Regions from separate parts of the Homo sapiens genome. Here region 1 is linked to region 2. A link is an interaction called in ENCODE POLR2A ChIA-PET data of the cell type or tissue named here. Cell type or tissue: PC-3. All regions are shown on one strand. Links, peaks and the distances in the headings refer to the core of each region. The heading gives the core; the rest is flanking DNA.

Region 1 (8,174 bases), core at 391-4,390, 100 kb after region 2:
GTCAAGTGATTTGTTGAAATCAGTTAAGGCAGACATGGAGAGTTGTCCCTCTTCCTCTGTTGAGATGCTAAGCTATTTGTAGCAACTTTCTTAAAAGTTCTATAAATAACTTAGCATTTCCTAACAGAGAATAGGGATTTCTATCCACAAAGGCAAATAATATCCTGGTGAAAGAGGACGAAACAAGACCAACTGGTTTTAAATAGTGTTTAAATTGCCTGGTGCTGGCACCATTGACTGGGATCACTTGTAACATGTCTTTTATTTGGTTGTTAGCTTTCCACCAGCATGCTATCCCAGTTGCAAAGTGTACTCCATCGATGTCCCAGGGGCAGGTGAAGCTTTTGCAGTCTGTGGAATGGTCAGATGTTTGAGGCAGCTCAAATGCCGTGTTTGTGGGCTAAATGCAGACTTCCTTCCACTGATGGTTTCTATTTGGTCTATTTCTCTAGCTACCAAAATTTCTTATCCATTTTTTTTTTTTTTTTTTTTTTTAGACAAAGTCTCACTCTGTCACCCAGGCTGGAGTGCAGTGGCGCAATCTTGGCTCCCTGCAACCTCTGCCTCTGTTGTCCAGGCGATTCTCCTGCCTCAGCCTCTCAAATAGCAAATAGCTGGGATTACAGGCACCTGCCACCACACCTGGCTAATTTTTTGTATCTTTAGTAGAGATGGGGTTTCACCATGTTGGCCAGGCTGGTCTCAAACTCCTGACCTCAAGTAATCCACCCACTTCGGCCTCCCAAAGTGCAGAGATTACAGGTGTGAGCCACCGTGCCCGGCCAAAACAGGATTTTTTTTAAAAAGCACTGATTACTAAAGGGAACTCTTATTGTATTAAATCCTCAGAGTGAGATAATAACTGAATCTCTTCCGCAACTCCTTCTCAGTTGAATGGTGGGGGAAATTTAATGTGGTCCTGAGAGGCCCCAAATCATTTACCATCCCAGCTCTACCTTTGATGTGGCAGTCTCTCCTGGGATCATTTTCTGGGTGCAGATGCTCACAGGGCGCAGTTTGACTCCTTCTGCAGTTCTCTGTGCAGAACTAAGTTAAGCCTAAGTTTGGCCTTTGTCACTTGCAATGATAAGAGACCAGCTTTGGTCTATGGGGTGCAGGCTGGTGTCAGCACAGACTAGAGGCTTTGGGTTTGTTTAGAACAAACTGTAATTAACATAGGGCACAATATAGTCTTTCAGGAATTAGCTGTCTAAGAGGCTGGAGTGGAGCAGAGCCTCTGCTTCCAGGAACAATGCCCATTGGGGATGCTTGGGATGGTCTTTCAACAGAGGCCAATTGATTGACTGATGTACCTCTTGCCTTGAAGCTTGGCATGTATACAGGCACCACAGAAGAGAGACAATCCCTGCCAATCTCATTTGGGATCGGTAATTTGAAACAGGAGAAAGCAAAATGGGTAACCATCCAGTCTGTTTTATTTCTAAAAGAGGCCCAGTCTTTCAGGGGTAGGAGAAGGGAGCCTCTTGGGCTTGCAGAGTTGGGCAGCCTTAGCTGTCCATCCCTTAGTCTCATTCTGGAGAGATGTGGCCTCTGTTTAGTTACCTTTCACCCAGGTTCCTCCAGGATGGGTCCTTTAGGTTTACAAAGTAGAGCGCCTTAGCTTGACATTGTCTGATTTCCAGGCTTACACTAACACCCCTGTGTTTTGTTTTTTGCAGGTTGGGTGGCCCAGACCCCTTGGACTATGTTAGCATGTACAGGAATGTGGGGAGCCCTTCTGCTAACATCCCCGAGCACTGGCACTACATCAGCTTCGGCCTGAGTGATCTCTATGGTGACAACAGAGTCCATGAGTGAGTATATGCCACCTGTTCTTTATCCAGAGCCTTATTCCTGAGGTCTTCCTGAGCAGGGGTGACAATGTCATAGTGCTGTGAGCATGGTACTTCTCCGTGGAACCTCTGCATTTCTGCCCTCTGACTATATCTACTCATGCCAAGGTGGTCCTCGTTAACACCTGATTCCTGCTTATCTAGTGCAGGAAAGTCTTGATGAGCAGGATTCCCAAATCAGGTTTTTCTAAGCTTGCCCTGGAGTTTGGGCTCATAGGACAGGAAGGTAGCATGGTTATGACTCAGAACTTGGGCTGATGCCTCTGTGTCTACTTCCTTTTATTCCCCTAGCTTATTATGAAACATTTTAAACATAAAGCAAAGTTGGAAGGATTTTATAGTGAACACTCATATACCCACAACCCAGATTCTACTGTTAACTTTATACTTGCTTTATCACAAATCTGTTCATCTCTTATCCTTTATCTATCTTACCTACTTCCTTTTAACCTGTATTTATTTATTTTTTTATCTTAGTCTGCTTCCGTTTGTTGCCCTATATGCTTTTTTTTGGAGATAGGGTCTCACTCTGTCATCCAGGCTAGAGTGCAGTGGTATGATCATGGTTCACTGCAGCCTCGACCTCCCTAGGCTCAGGTGATCCTCCAACCTCAGCCTCCCGAGTAGCTGGGACGACAGGCAAGCACCACCATGCCCAGCTAATTTTTGTAATTTTTTTGTAGAGACAGGGTTTCACCATGTTGCCCAGGCTGGTCTCAAACTCCTGGGCTTAAGCAGTTCTTCCACCTCAGCTTCCCAAAGTGTCGGGATTATGGGTGTGAGCCACTGTGCCCAACTCAGAGTTCATACTGTTAATGACTGTATTCTCTTGCCTTTTGAGCAATTATATCATGTACTCCAATAAGCTACCAACTATTTTTTTTAGAAACAGAGTCTCGCTTTGTTGCCCAGGCTGGAGTGCAGTGGGGTGATCTTGGCTCACTGCAAGCTCCACCTGCCGGGTTCACGCCATTCTCCTGTCTCAGCCTCCTGAGTACCTGGGACTATAGGCACCCACCACCACGCCCAGCTAATTTTTGTATTTTTAGTAGAGACGGGGTTTCACCATGTTAGCCAGGATGGTCTTGATCTCCTGACCTCGTGATCTGCCTGCCTCGGCCTCCCAAAGTGCTGGGATTACAGGCGTGACGACTGTGCCCGGCCTGCTACCATCTATATTTTAAAAAGATTTTTTTTGGCTGGGCACAGTGGCTCATGCCTGTAATCCCAGCACTTTGTGGGGCTGAGGCAGGTGGCTCACTTGAGGTCAGGAGTTCGAGACCAGCCCGGCCAACATGGTGAAACCTTGTCTCTACTAAAAATACAAAAAATTAGCCAGGCATGGTAGCATGTGCCTGTACTCCCAACTACCCCGGAGGCTGAGGCACGAGAATCACTTGAACCTGGGAGGCAGAGGTTGCAGTGAGCTGAGATCGTGCCACTGTGCTCCAGCCTGGGCAACAGAGTGAAACTGTGTCTTAAAAAAATAATAATTAGGCTGGGTGTGGTGGCTCACGCCTATAATCCCAGCACTTTGGGAGGTCGAGGCAGGCGGATCACCTGAGGTTGGGAGTTTGAGACAAGCCTGACCAACATGGAGAAACCCTGTCTCTACTAAAAATAATAAAATTAGCCGGGCGTGGTGGCACATGCCTGTAATCCCAGCTACTAGGGAGGCTGAGGCAGGATAATTGCTTGAACCTGGGAGGAGTAGGTTGCAGTGAGCCAAGATTGTGCCATTGTACTCCAGCCTGGGCAACAAGAGTGAAACTCCATCTCAAAAAAAAAAAAAAAAGTAATAATAATAATAATAATAATGAAAATAAACAAAGTTTTTTTTATTTATATTCTTTTGATGGAGAGTTTCTTTTCTTCAATTTAAATGTAATCTTTCTATGTTTGTATTCTGTCAATTAAAAATAAAATAAATAGTCTTCCCTCAACCTCATTAGCATGGTTAATCAAGAGCTGATTTTATTTGTATTGTCATATCCTCTTCTGGTTTTTGCCTTTTGTACTTTTTTGCCCCTTATACCATGTCTTTTCTATCTTGGTGGTGGCTGCTTAACCTGGGCAGGTTGAAAGAGTAGCAGGACTCGTCCTGTCCTGCCTTTGCATAGCGACCAATTCTGGAGATGATGATGGTATCATAAAGAAGATGATGATAGCCTTTTTTCCCTTTGTTTAGTACTTACTGTCTTCCGTGTCATTGTGTTAAATGCTTTACAATCTTATCAGGGTCTCGTTATTCCTATTTTATAGATAAGAAAAATGAGTCTCTTGAGGGGTTAAATGAATTGCTAAAGTTACAGATCTAGGGGTAAAAGAGCTGGGATTGAATTGGGCTGTTTGAGTCCAAAGTTTGAGCTTTTTTGTTTTGTTTTTTGAGACAGGGTCACGCTCTGTCACCCAGGCAGGAGTGTAGTGGCTCAGTCATGGCTCACTGCAGCCTCAACCTCCTGGGCTCAAGCAATTATCCCACCTTAACCTGCCAAGGAGCTGGGACTACAGGCATGCACCACCACACCTGGCTAATTTTTCAAATTTTCTGTAGAGTTGAGGTCTCACTATGTTGCCCAGGCTGGTCTCAGATGCCTGGGCTGAAGCGATCTTCCTGCCTTGGCCTCCCAGAGTGTTGGGATTACAGGCGTGAACCACTGTATTCAGCCTCAGAGTTTGAGCTTTTAACCACTGGGCTATTCCACCTCTCTGAACACAGGCCTAACCCAACTTCCTCTTCTCTCTTGTTAAGCTCAGAGGCCCAGGTTTCATCTCTTCGCTGGTCACGTGTTGGGAGCAATGTCTGCAGCTGCCTTTACAGCCTTCCAAATGGATTCATTGCAGTGTCAGCAGAAGGATTTGGGAAGAGGGAATTAATCTTGCCTGAATGGGGACCCAGCATTACAGTATTAATAATGGAGATAGAATAGCAAACAGATGTGGGGAGTAAAGAGACTATGCTGGACCTTAATTTATATTTTTAATAAGAACCTGCAGAGAGTATTTAGTGCAGCTAGCCTGTACCTTTTTGTTGACAGATTTATTCTGGTTAAAAGAATATCATTTCCTATGTGGCTTAAGGATTCTTCCAGTCTACCTGCTAGGTATAGGCCCAAGGCCCAAAATAACATGAAGAATGTGATTGAGCAAGCCTCATATTTCAGAAGGGGCAACCTCTTAATTTGAAATAGGACCTTTCTTATTGTTTTTTTCTGGTTTAATACTATCCTCTTACATGTGTTTCATTTCTACATGGTACAGCACTTTGTATTCATATGTCATTTATGACAAGAGTGAAACCTCTATTTGGGTTTTCATGTCACCAATCAAGCCTAGTATTTTCCAGTATTACATCCTGGCACTAGAAGAATGTGGAAGGAATGTTCTCAGATATTTACCCAGTTCTGGTCTATGTTGCAGAAGTCAAAAGTACTTCTATAGGCTGCGCATGGTGCCTCATGCCTATAGTCCTAGCACTTTGGAGGTCAAGGCAGGAGGATCGCTTGAGCCCAGGAGTTTGACACCAGCCTGGGGAACATAGTGAGACCCTCCCCCATCTCTACAGAAAATACAGAAATTAGCCAGACATGGTGGTGTGCATCGTAGCCCTAGCTGCTTGGGGGGCTGAGGTGGGAGGATCACTGGAGCCTGGGAGTTTGAAGCTGCAGTAAGCCATAATTGCACTACTGCGCTCCAGTTTGGGTAACAGAGCGAGACCCTATCTCAAAAAATAAATAAAGAAAGAAAAATAATAAAACACGAATAGGTACCTTTATAATTGGCTTTGTACTGGGATGACTGGTTTCTTTTTGATCCTGTTAAGTTTCTTGAAGAAAAATGTGATTTTCCACACATTTCGTAATGGTGGGGCCTCTTTAAAATGACTTAATGAATCCTCATTTAAATTAGTACTCAAAGCTAGGCCAGAAAGGCAAGTGTTCTGCCATCCAGCTTAAGTGCTAAGGGGCGCTGGGTTGGAATGATGGCAAATGGATCTCTGGCAACAATTCTTCCACTGTCTGTGTCTTCTCTTCAGCAAAAAAGGAGCAGAAGCATTGATTCATTTTTTCAGCACACATTCATCAAGCACCTACTTTGTATCAGACACAGAACATCGTAATAGATGTCTTGGGGGATAAAATAGCAAGACATAATTCTTGTCTGAAGGAGCTCATGTTCTAGAGGGGAGATAAACATGTAAAGATGGTTATAATATTGAGTAATAAATGCTACAGTCCATGGGTGTAAAACACGGTCTGGGAGCAGAGCAGAGGGAGTAACTTCTAGTGAGGCTGCTGAATTGCTAGAGGCTGCAGTGAGGAGGTAGCGTTTGAGAGGAACCCTGTAGGAAGGGGCCTGGGATGCCATCTGCAGCCTGACGCGGTACCAACAACGCTTTTAGGAGTGAGAGGGACTTGAAAAACCTTCTAGCTCAGTATTTCAAAAACTTCTAGTGCCACTTTCATAATTGTTGCCACTTGTAGTATTATTTACTTCATGTTCCTTTTAAGTTATCCTCTCCTTTTTTAAACTGATATGAATTTATTTTTATTTTTATTTTTGAGATGGTCTCGCTCTGTTGCCTAGGCTGGAGGGCAGTGGCGAGGTCACGGCTCACTGCAGCCTCAACCACTCTGGCTCAAACGATCCTCCTACCTCAGCCTCCCAAGTAGCTGGGACCACAGGCATGCACCACCACACCCGGCAAATTTTTTTTTTTTTATTGTTGACACGAGGTCTTGCTATGTTGCCCAGGCTGGTCTCGAACTACTGGACTCAAGCAATCCTCCTGCCTTGGCCTCTCAAAGTGCTGGAATTGCAGGCAAGAGCCAGTGCTCCTGGCAACGGCATTTATTAAATGCCTGCTGTGTACCTCCTCCTATTATGATCTTTCCTTCTCCTCACAGCCTGTTGAGGGTAGGGACAGGCAGAAGCGAGGGGTCCTCTGCATTTCTTCTTGCTCCTGGCAGGCATGCTTCAGGGTCAGGAGGGGATGCCCACCCTGGTAACCCTAAAAGGGATGAAGAGTATGATGATTTGATAAGCCTTGGGATGGCCATTTTCATTCAAGTTCTTTCCTTATTCACATTCACTAAAGGAAACCAGGCAAGAGAGCACTTGTTTTGATCAAGATTCTTAAGAAGCCATTTCTGAAGTTGGAGAGATGGAACAAGTTCCAGGTCTGGGCAGCCACAGGAGAGAACAGAGTGCTTTTCTAGGAACCCCAAGGCTGCTCCCAACTGACCTGAGTGGAGAAATTGTCCTGTGGGACTCTTCCCTGGGACTTGGGAGGTGTCAGACAGCTGAGCCTCAGCTGCCAAGTGCTGTCGGAGCTTGCAGCTCTGGCCTTCCCCTTCATGGCCAGCTAGCTGTGGACTGGAATGTGGGGATCTATGCGGCTGTAGAAGTGGTTTCAGCATCACTCTGTGAGGATTTCTGGCTGTCCCTGGTACCACCAACAGCTCTGGCTAGACAGAGCCTATGGGGCCCTAACCGAGGCTGGAAGGCTGGGTAGTTGGAGAGTGCATTTGAGAACTCAGGCAGACTTCCCTGGTGGGATTTTCCCAGGGCAGGTCATCTGCTGTACAAGTCGGGCTGGTTCCAAAGACAGCCTTTGTGTGGAGTTGGCCCAAAAGCATGGGTCATGCCCATGCCTCACCACCATGGGTGATCTAGGCTCTGTCTCACAAATGTGACTTCTTGGCGCACATGTCCAGTGGAGTTTGGAGCAGTTCTGCACCCCCCGTGGGGTCTGGAACTGCCGCTGACCGGCTTTCTGGGGCTGCCTCCACCCGGTTGGTGGAGAGCCTCCCTTTCCCTTGTGTTCTTCTTAGCTGGGCTCTGCACCCGCATGAGTTATTTATTAAAACACTGGATACAGATTAACTTTTCCACTTGTTGTTTAGTGTGGCCTCCGTCTCCTGCAGTTGAGAAATGCTAATTTTTCCTCCTCAAAGCTTAGTTTGCCGGAACTTTTTTTTTTTTTTTTTTTGAGACGGAGTCTTGCTCTGTCACCCAGGCTGGAGTGCAATGGTGTGATCTCACTCACTGCAACCTCCACCTCCCTGGTTCAAGTGATTCACCTGCCTCAGCCTCCCAAGTAGCTGGGACTACAGGCGCATGCCACCATGCCTGGCTAATTCTTGTATTTTTAGTAGAGACGGGGTTTCACCATGTTGGCCGGGCTGGTCTCGAACTCCTGACCTCAGGTGATCCACCCACCTCAGCCTCCCAAAGTGCTGGGATTACAGGTGTGAGCCATCCCGCCTGGCCTGCAGGAACTTTTTAACATGTCGTTTCCAAGAGAGATCCTTTCTTCGC
Region 2 (10,023 bases), core at 1,974-5,973:
GCCTAGGCTCCTGAGGCCCAGGCCCCAGCCCTGCCCTGCCCCGGACACCGCGTCCGGCGCGGTCGGGCCCTAGGCCGGGAGGCCCTCGTGGGTGGCCCGAGGCCGGCCCGGGCTCAGGCAGGGCCATGTCATCCTTCAGGTGCCCAGCAGGCACTCCCCACCCTAAACCTCATCTCAGGGCTTCCGCCGCCCACTGCCTGCCCCTGGCCGAGGCTCTGAGCTGTGACGCTGAGCCCGGGGCTGGCTGGAGGGTTTGGGCTGCAGGGAGGGACTGGAGTGAGAAGGAGGGAGTCCATCCTCTGTGCTCCCGGCCTGGGCCAGTGCTGCCTCCACTGCATCCAGCTCCTCACTGCCTGCCTTCAGCTTGACCCGAAGCAGCGCTGCATAGGTGCTGTAGCGGGATTTCTGAGGCAGAGGGGCAGGGGCTGTGAGAGCCTCTTCTCTGCCTTCTGCCCACCCCACCATCTGGACCAGGGAGGGCCGCCAGCAGGGCAGAAGATGGCAGGTGCCCACCCAGGACTGTGAGATGGTCCCATGCGGGCTGGTGCCCCCTCTGGGCTCTCCTGGGACCATCATCTATAACCTAATGTGTCTTGAGCCTTTACTAGAGCTGGGGAAATGGCACGCTTGAGACATGCCTCACCTCGAGACCCCAGTGGATGTCAAATGTTATCCTTGTTGCACAGAGGAGGAAACTGAGGCTTAGGTTAAGCAACCTGCCCAAGGACCTCCGGCCGGTTCCACTGTTAGAGTTCATGCCCTTCACCCTAGTATGGGCCTGCGTGTGTGGACAGAGGGGCAGACAGGGAGGCTCACCTCAAACTCCAGGTAGGCCTCCTTCTGCCGCTGCTCTTCAGCCTCCTTGCCCCGGCCCTTCTTGCCCAGCTGGGCGGCCCGGTGCTCCCGCAGCTCACTTGCCATGGCCTTCAGCTTGGCCTCGTGGGTCCGCACCTGCTCCTCCTAGCGGCCAGGGGGAGGCATGGTCATGGTCACTCTGCCCTATACAGTGCCTCTGCAGATTTTTAAAAAGATACCCCTTCCAGCCGGGCGCGGTGGCTCACGCCTGTAATCCCAGCACTTTGGGAGGCCAAGGCGGGCGGATCACGAGGTCAGGAGATCGAGACCATCCTGGCTAACACGGTGAAACCCCGTCTCTACTAAAAATATAAAAAATTAGCCAGGCGTGGTGGCAGGTGCCTGTAGTCCCAGCTACTCAGGAGGCTGGGGCAGGAGAACGGCGTGAACCCGGGAGGCAGAGCTTGCAGTGAGCTGAGATCGTGCCACGGCACTCCCACCTGGGCAACAGAGCGAGACTCCATCTCAAAAAAAAAAAAAAAAAAGATGCCCCTTCCTTTGGACAAACAAAGCACTATGTTTGGGTTCCCAGCCGGCAAGCGGGACCCAGTGGGGGCTGGATTTCAGTCCCTGCTCACCCCTGTGGCCAGCATCCTGGTGCAGGGGACATCTCCACGATCACACGCAGCAGCCTTGAGTGCAGTGGGCCTGAGCCTAACACCCTCCATCCCACTGGCACTAGGTGGACAGAGCTTGGGCTACCTGGGAGAGGCGGGTGGCAGCGCTGGGCAGGAGAGGGCGGCTGAACTTCTTTTGGGAGCTAACAGCAGCTGGGAAGGGGGGCGCAGAGAACATAGCGGCTACTACATTGATGCGAGTGATCCAGGACTGCATCTGCTCCAGGCTCCTGGGGAGAAAGCACAGCCCTTTGGGACCTGGGCCCAGGGTTTCTGTCCCAGGATGCCAGTCCTGGCTCAAGTGTGGCCTGAGAAGGAATGAAAAAATCCAGGGACAGGGAGGGGAGCAGGATGGGAGGTGGGGGAAGGGGTCCGGGATGGGCAGGAGGAGGGCACTCACGGGGCCTGGAAGAGGAAGACCCGCCAGTCAGCTGTGCGCAGGTAGAAGACGTGGGGCCTCTTGCTGTAGTCACTGGCACGAGTGGCCAGGGCATGGTGGATGCTGATGGCATTCTTGAGCTCCGTCTCTGAAAGGGCCTTCCCAGGCTTGTACTCCTCCTGCAGGGGTGTCCATCTTGTCCTGGCCCCAAATGCAGCCTGGCCCAGCCCCTCCTATTCCCACCCATCACCCCACACCCACCAGCCAACTCAGTCCCAGCCCCAGCCCCCTGGCCTGACCCCGCACCTTCTGCAGGTAGAGGATCATGCCCTTGAGGATCCCGTGGAAGCTCTTCCAGCCCCGCTTGCCCCGAGGTGCTGCGGGGAGAGAAGACAGGTCAGGGGGCCCTGGAACAGGCCCACTCCCATCCATCCCCTAGACGCCCGCCCCCCGCAACTCGGCCACATACTCTTCCTGCAGTCAGGGTCTGCGTGCACCTTTCGCACCAGGGCCCCGTGCTTGTAGACGGCAGCCCCAGGCTCGGGAGTCAGGTCCAGGAAAGGGCTGGAGCCACTGCCACTGCCCCCGCTGATCCGCTTGATGACCTTGGGGTTGGGGTCGGCCAACTCAGACAGAGAGCGTCTCAGCTCCTCCTCGTCTCTGCAGGTGTGATCACCTCAGAGGGGGCTGGCCATGGAGCCGCGGCCCCCGCTTCAGTTCTGGCCTCTGCTCGCCCTGGAAAAGCTCCCCCAGTGTTTGTGGCTTGGGGGGCTCAACCTGAGGGTCCTGCCATGTCTCCCGTCTCAGATCAGGCCTCCACAATGTGTAGCTGTGCCTCCTCAGAGCAGGGCACCTCCCTCAGAGCTCCCCAGCCTAGAGCCACCACTGTCCCTTCCTCCCAGCAAGTAGGGCCAGCACTATCCTCTCCATTGCTGCACACCTGCAGCCCTCACACCCTTCTCCACCAGGACAGCCCCGGGCCTGCCTCCGCTGGCTCAACCACATCCAGCCCCAGGCTTTGCTCACGGTTTGTGGGCTAAATGGTAGCAGATGGAAGAAGTAGTTTCCTAGTGCCGCCCCCACCCCAACCCCATACATCCTGGTCTACAGGCTCAGTCAGATACAAAATTTCGGATTCTATCTTGTCACTCCCTTGCTCAAGAACCTGTGGTAGTTCCCTGTTACTTCCCATATGGAGCCTACACTGCATCTCCCCCAACAGTGTTTTTCTCCGTCCCAGCTAGGCCTGCCTCCCTTGGTCCCCCACCCCATACTCATTTCAGCCACCACACCTTTGCCTCCCAAATTCCAGCTTCCCCTTTCCTCTTCCCAAATGTTGCCCCAACTTCATGGCCCCAGTCTCAACCCTCCAAAAGCCTTCCCTGATCTCCCCCTGCACCCTAATCCTGAGCTGCACCTCCCCTGAGATCTCCAATGACTGGGAACTCCCAGCTAACTGGACAGTGAGGGAGTCTCAGTGGATAACGGCAAATTTGAATGATCTATGAACTGTGAAGATAAGGCCTCTACCCTCAGACTGGGGACCCCAAGGCCCAAACTGGATTTCTTCCCTCAGACTAGAAGACTAGACTCTTCCAAGACTTACTTATGAGTCTCTGTGTTTCTTTTTTCTTTTTTTTTTTTTTTTTGAGACGGAGTCTCTCTCTGTCACCCAGGCTGGAGTGCAGTGGCGGGATCTCGGCTCACTGCAAGCTCCACCTCTCGGGTTCACAGCATTCTCCTGCCTCAGCCTCCTGAGTAGCTGAGACTACAGGTGCGTGCCACCACGCCCGGCTAATTTTTTGTGTTTTTAGTGGAGACGGTTTCACCGTTTTAGCCAGGATGGTCTTGATCTCCTGACCTCGTGATCTGCCCGCCTTGGCCTCCCAAAGTGCTGGGATTACAGGCGTGAGCCACCTCGCCTGGCCGAGTATCTATGTTTCTATTGGAGCCTTCCAAGAACAGACAGCATGGTTACTTGTTTTGTTCTGTGACATCTGGGCTCCCTAGGACCTGTGAGGGCCTCTTGTGCTGCTGGTCAAGGCCCTGCTTCCAGAGGCTTCTGCTTTCCCACTCAGGTTGCCAGGGGACCTCCCTTTGATGTTTCAGCACCTCTCCTCCCACCCCAACCCACTTGTCATAACAACCCAGCTAGAGACAAGATACAGAACCCCAAATCCAGGCAGACATCTCCAAAGAAGGAAGTGAGGCAGCCTCACTGCCTCTCATGGCCTCTCACTCCCCTCCCCTACCCCCACCCAGGGCCTACCCCAGCTCTCTCAGCCTCCCCAGGCAGCCCCTTCCCCATGCCCCATCCTAGCCCCACCACGCAGCCCCGGGACTCACATGGCCCACTGCAGCTTCTCATTCTTGATGGAGCTGTACAAGGCCTGGGGGGTGGGGGGAACAAATTAGGGGGTTGTGGGTCAGTACCGCAGTGTCAGAGCTTAGAGCCTTCCCCTCTAACTTGAGAGATGAGCCAGAACTAAGGGGAAAGGGCAGCAAGATATAATGACCAAAAATACAGGCTCCAGAATGGAGACCCAGACCCGGCTCCACCACCTGAGCTGCATGACTTCGGGCAAGTATCCATGGAGAGGAACAAACGTAGTAACATGTGGGCACAGGCAGTTAGCACAGGGCATCCCAGCACAAGGCTGACGCACAGTAAATGGTTGTTGCTATTATTATCTTTATTGTTGTTAAGGGGCTGTCCTGCTCAGATCCTGGGCTGGAGAAGCACAGCCCTGGAGGGAACGGGAAAAGCAGCCCAAGAAATTCCCCTTCCCCCAACCACGCGCTCTGGCCTGTTTCCACAGGATGAGCCCACACATAGCATATGGGGAAACTGCGACCCCAGGATAGGGGACTCGCCCTCTCAGCACTTTCCTTCCCTAATAGAGAATACACTATCATGGCTCCCAACACCAAGACAAGCTGAGGCCTCCCCCTAACCCTGACAGCCCCACCAAGCCAAATGCCAGGGTGGTCCAACGCCCTGCCCACGTGCACACTTTGTCACTGGAGAGTGAACACTCCTCTAAAAAGCAGTGGTTTTAGCTTCCAATCCCTGCATAGCCCAAACTCTGTGCGATGTGAACCAGCCACTTCCCCTCTGTGCAGTTGGCCTGGGGACATTTGGGGGTCCTGGGGTGGTCAGAAGAGAGAATAGGCTCCAGGAGTGGCATGGGGTCCCCTCTTCTCCAGAGTGGTCTGGAATATGGGTCCACGCCAGCACCTCCAACTGTGGGGTACTTCCGTCAGCCTGTCCGTGAGTGGGTGTGTCCCCAGCATGTGCATGTTGGGCTAAGTGTGTGGCGTGTGATGCTGCCTGCATGTGAGCTGGGTGCAGTGGTGACGTAGGCACCTTCCCTGTGATGGGACACAGCCTCCCCTTCACTCCTCCCAACAAACCACAGTCTCTGACTCTCTCACTGCCCACAGCCATGCCCAGCCACAAGGCAAACCAGGCATCCCAACTGGGCACACACTGTTCACACCCTATCTGGGGATGGGTGTACCCCACAGCCTCCAACCCCCACTCCACCGCCCCCAGCACAACCAAGGCAAATCAACACATAGACCTTCCAGCACACACCCAGACGAAACCCAGCATGGCTCAGACCCTTAACCCTCACTCCGCAACTCTCTGGCCAGAAAGCGGAAGTGGCCACCAAGATCCAACCTGCAATCCTTGCCTCCCGCCTTCTAGTTCATCCCCTGCCCTGTCTCAGGACCCCCTTCGGCCCACCATCACACCTCATTCGAGGGCCCTGAACCCCATCGGTGGGCCGCAAGTCATATTCAATCTAGAAAAGCCTCTTCGGTTTTTGAGGCCCACCTTGGCCCCAGGGTCTGTGCCCTCCCTGCCCCCCCAGCCCGTGCCCGCCTCTGGCTGCCCATGACCTCTGTCCCTACCAGGCTCCGCCCTCGGTTGGCACCGCCCTCGGTGCCTCCCACAAGCCGCCCCCTCGGTCGCCCCGCAACCTGGCGTGGGCCGCGGCCCCAACGCCCTCACCGCCTTTTTCTTCTTGCGGCTCTGCAGGCGGCTGACCACCAGGTCGGTGTAGAGCACGGGCTTGAGGCTGCGCGAGCGCTGCGGCCAGCCGTAGCACAGGGTCTCCGCGCCGCGGTGGGTGCGCCCGTAGCGCACGGAGCACAGCGAGCGCGAGCGCAGCCGCCCGGCGCTGCTGTGGATGCTGTTGACGCCGATCATGCTGGCCCGGCCGGCGCGCCGCGGCCCCCGGCCATGCCCCCGTCCGCCCTCGGCCCCCGGGCCGCCCGGACGGCCCGCGGACCGCTCCCCCGACAGCCAGCGCGAGCGGCGCGGCCCGGCCCGAGCCGGCCCGGCTCTCACGGACGCACGGAGTGCGCGGCGGCGGCGGCGGCGCTGTCTGCTCTGCGGCTTGGCTAGAGCGGGAGGGGGGCGCCGACGGGAAAGGGAGGGCGAGGGCTGGGGGCGGGGACCGCATGAAATGGAGGCGCCCGATCGCGAAGGGGGCCCTCCCCGCGCGGCCACGGGGAGGAGCCTGGGGAGGCCAGCGTGGGTGGCAGCTCCAGGGAGGCTGAGAGCACCGCTAGGCCTGGGGCTGTGACGCTGGGCGGACCCGGCAGGGTCTGGAACTCCCTTCTGGCTGGTCTGGGTTGGGGTGGTGGGAGGGGAGAGGTCGGACCGCTTCCCTGCAGCCCTTTTCCACTGAGCCAAGAGGGGCCTCGAGGGAGGACGGAGGCAGGGAAGGAACAGCCCTGGCCTCATCCAGCTCACCCGCAGATACCCCACCCATATATAGATCTGAAGTCACGTAACACACCTCGATTCTGACATACACCCCAACAAACCAGACGCACCAGTTCACGGTCACCCCAACTCGCAGACACTACCCATTCAGATGGACACTTCAAAACTTAGAATCTTTAGCTCACAAAGATACACCCCCTACTCAGAGGCATATGGCATACCTCAGACACGGCCAATTCGAAGATGTAAACCCCACCACACATAAACATCCAGCCTACACCCCAACTCAAACACACACTCTGAATCGTAAGCCCTAAAGCACAAACACACCAAGCCATACAAACCCTTGATTCACGACGCCCGGGCACACAGATGCAACTCAACTCAAGCAACACCCCAGCTCACCATGGACGTTCCCTCTCAGATATACCCCAAACTCAGAAGCCCAGCACCCCAAGCTCACAGAAACGCCCTAGGACAATCCTGTGCTGTTACATGTATGTAGTGGAGCAGAGACACCTTTGTCCTAGCCTGGGGGTTTCTTCAAGTGAGTCCAGGCCTCTCTAGATAAACTACCACCAGATCAGGGAGAGGAGTGAACCCACTGGATGAGCCACTCCCTTCTCCTACCGGCACCAGCCCCTACGTATCTGAGCCCTCGGTTGCGGGCCATGGAGCTGGCGCCTGGGAACGGGACCTGCTCACAGGGAGCCAGAAAGCAGTTTCTAGCTCCAGCTTTGCGCTAACTCGCTGCCAGACCTTGGAAAAGCTTAGTCCCTCTCAGGCCCCTCTCCCTCCGGGTTCCTGCAGCGCAGCAGCACCGGGAAGGTCTTTTTGGCTGTCCACGCGGCGGGGGAGCAGTGTGGAGTGTACCCCCATCCAATCCCTGTCCCGTGCAGGGACCCCCGCAACTCCCGCCTTCCACCCCAGCGCACACTGGAGGAGGGGAACTGAAGGCAAACGCAGGGGCCGGGGCCGCCTGCTCGCGTTTTCCAGAGCCGGGTCCCCTCCCCCGCCGTGCGCAGTCGCGACCGCACGCATGTGCGCATGTTCCGGGAGAGCCTGCGCGTGGGGCCTGGGGAGGGGGCGGTCCCCAGGCTGAGTCACGAGAGCCCGGGCTTCCGTGGCAGGAGCCGGGGGTCGGCAAGCCCCAGCCCTGCCCTCCCTCCGACTCTGGACTCCGTCGCCGACTGGGTCCTCCATCCTTCCCCTCCAGCGACTTCTACCCTGCCCCGCCCCCCACCTTGAGCAGCTCCCTAGGGAAGTCGCCGCCATCATTGAGGCCCTCCAGGTTCCCGATGAAGTCCCCGCAGGTCATGCGCTTCCCGATGTTCTAAGGAAGGGAACGGAGGCCTGTGAGTTTGGAGGGCCCTTGGCCTCCCAGGTCCTGCATGTCTGGCCAGGGGTTTGTTTTCCGGCTCCTGCCCGCCCGCCTCCACTCACATGGCCGTGGAGATCCGTGTTGAGCAGCATGAGCGCACAGGTCAGCGTGTGGGCGCCGTCTAGGGGAGAGCTGACTTTCAGCCTTGGCTGCCTCCCAGGGACCCTTCCCACAGCCATCTTCCCCAACCTCCCATTTCATCCCCACCCCCTTTGGCCGGCAACTTCCTACCTCCTGAACCCCGCTAGTAAACCCTCCCCACAAAGAGCTCCTCTTCCAGCAGATCCGTCAGCAAGGACCCGTCCCTGGCTCCCTCAAGTACTGAGGGCTAGTTGCCCCAACGTACTAGTTGCCCCAACGTTCCCTTGCCTCTAAGCCTGGACCACGAGAAAGTGAACCGCAGCACAGTCCTGTAGACCAGTGCAGCCAAACAGAATCCCCTCTCCAGCCAAGCACTGGCCTGCACAGGCATGCAAACTCCTGCCTCTTCACAACACACTCAACCCTAGCAATATGCCTGCCCACATGTATAGTTCCACATACATGCAGCCATGACAGCGCTGTCTGCACACATGCAAGTTCACATGCCTACACGCATGTACATCCATTCCCTGCTGTACACACACTCATGCTCCTGTACACACACACAGGGCCCAGCCCATTTTGCCACTGTGGCCAGCTAAGGACACCCCTGCTCTCGGAACTCCTCACCCTCTGAGGACAGGGCTTCAGGATTGCACTGGAAGTATCGCTGGGAGAAGTGGGCCAGCACGCGCTCTCGTTCCTGGGTCTCACCCATTAAGGCCAGCTCCTTCAGAAACACCCTGGAGAAGGGGCAAGAGAGGGTTGCCTAGCAACCAGGAGTTTCCAGCCTCTGTCTCTGGGGTGACAGGAGGCTTTGAGAGTACAGCAGCTGGGGTGGGAAGGGGAGGAGAGAAAGGGGATGAGGGTATGCACCCTGACCCTCCACCCATCACCCCTACCCAAGGTCCCTTTACCAGGCAGCTCTGGCCCTTGGCCATGCCCAGCCATCTTGGGAAGGGTGATGTCAGGACGGCTTGTGGGGGACAGAGGGGCTCAAAGGAGGCATCCTGGGGCCCTAACACGAACCCCGGAGAGTGGGGGCTGTCCTCCAAGGGGTCAACACCCACCTGAGAGCTTGGTCCAGAGTCATGCCCGTGAAGACAAAGAACTTGAGGTACTCCCCAGCCACCAGTTTGCTGAAGTCATTGCTGTGGGCAGGGCAGAGAGACAGGTAGGGTCTCAAGGGGAAGTGCAGGGGGTCAGGTGGGGATTACCCAATGACCAGGGGACATTAGATGGAGAGCTGCCTTCAGGATGCATTCCCTCTGCCCCCATCCTCAGTCCCAGCCTAGTGGCTTTACTTCTTGCCCAGGTGCCGGGCCACATCGGCCTTCCTGAAGCCATCTAGTCGGTACAGCCTCTTGGCCAGGCGCTGCGCAGCCTCCAGGTCCGCTTTCTGCCCATTGGACAAGGTGTCTGTGCTTCCCAGGGCCAGCCGCTCTGTGCTGTCCAGCTCTGAGTCTGAGTCGGACACCAGCTGGCTCAGGGGTGGTTCGCTGCCGGGGTAGAACACCAGCTCAGGCTGGGGCAGGGTCCTTAGGAGCCATCCAGACCCTCCTTCTGCCTCCAGGCCCAGAAGATGGAGAAGGGGAGGGAGTGGAGGGACATGGGGAAAGCATTCTTCTTTTTTCCAGGGAAGGAGATTAGATTCTCTCCATCAGCCTACTCCATCATTACCACCTCTCTGTGGAAGTCCTGCCTCAAATCTAACCCACATCCGTCTTGCTGCTGTGGGAGTTCTGGCTGCTTCCTCAAGCTCCCAGGGGCCTACATTTGCTATTAGACATAGATTATCTGTTCCCACCCTGGCCCTACACAGAACATAGTCCTTTGTCTCTTAGACTATGGACAAAGCTGGAATAGATGGGCTACCACGGAGGAACTGTGGAGGGCCAGGGAAAGATTTGAGGGCAGCAGGGATACTGGTCCGAAGGCTTTCCCCCTCCTGCTTTTTAGGGAGAGGAACCTC

The links. ChIA-PET counts read pairs that join two places held together with the same protein. Peaks named below come from ENCODE experiments on the same cell type or tissue, not always from the same donor. Only the 100,000 strongest peaks of a DNase experiment are listed, where the experiment ranks them.
Region 1: POLR2A ChIA-PET joins it to region 2 with 5 read pairs; 12 of 35 experiments call an interaction of 5 or more read pairs at or near these places.

Annotation. Positions count from the first base shown.
Region 1 is chr10:102,507,490-102,515,663 of GRCh38, forward strand. It overlaps SUFU (SUFU negative regulator of hedgehog signaling), which reads left to right. Exons shown (of 12, transcript NM_016169.4): 2 at 1,680-1,814. Among named protein-coding and RNA genes, the nearest start is that of SUFU, 7.6 kb to the left of the region's middle. RefSeq lists an enhancer at 4,678-4,817. In PC-3, for the core only: no CTCF peak of the experiment used is centred there; a DNase peak (open chromatin) is centred at 2,082; H3K27ac peaks cover 1,127 bases.
Region 2 is chr10:102,403,026-102,413,048 of GRCh38, forward strand. It overlaps PSD (pleckstrin and Sec7 domain containing), which reads right to left. Exons shown (of 17, transcript NM_002779.5): 6 at 9,356-9,550; 7 at 9,122-9,202; 8 at 8,682-8,794; 9 at 8,033-8,091; 10 at 7,833-7,922; 11 at 4,198-4,241; 12 at 2,321-2,511; 13 at 2,158-2,228; 14 at 1,873-2,030; 15 at 1,558-1,702; 16 at 817-960; 17 at 1-405. The coding sequence ends at 175. Among named protein-coding and RNA genes, the nearest start is that of PSD, 11 kb to the right of the region's middle. RefSeq lists silencers at 787-1,081, 5,759-5,878 and enhancers at 7,088-7,770, 7,771-8,452. In PC-3, for the core only: no CTCF peak of the experiment used is centred there; no DNase peak of the experiment used is centred there.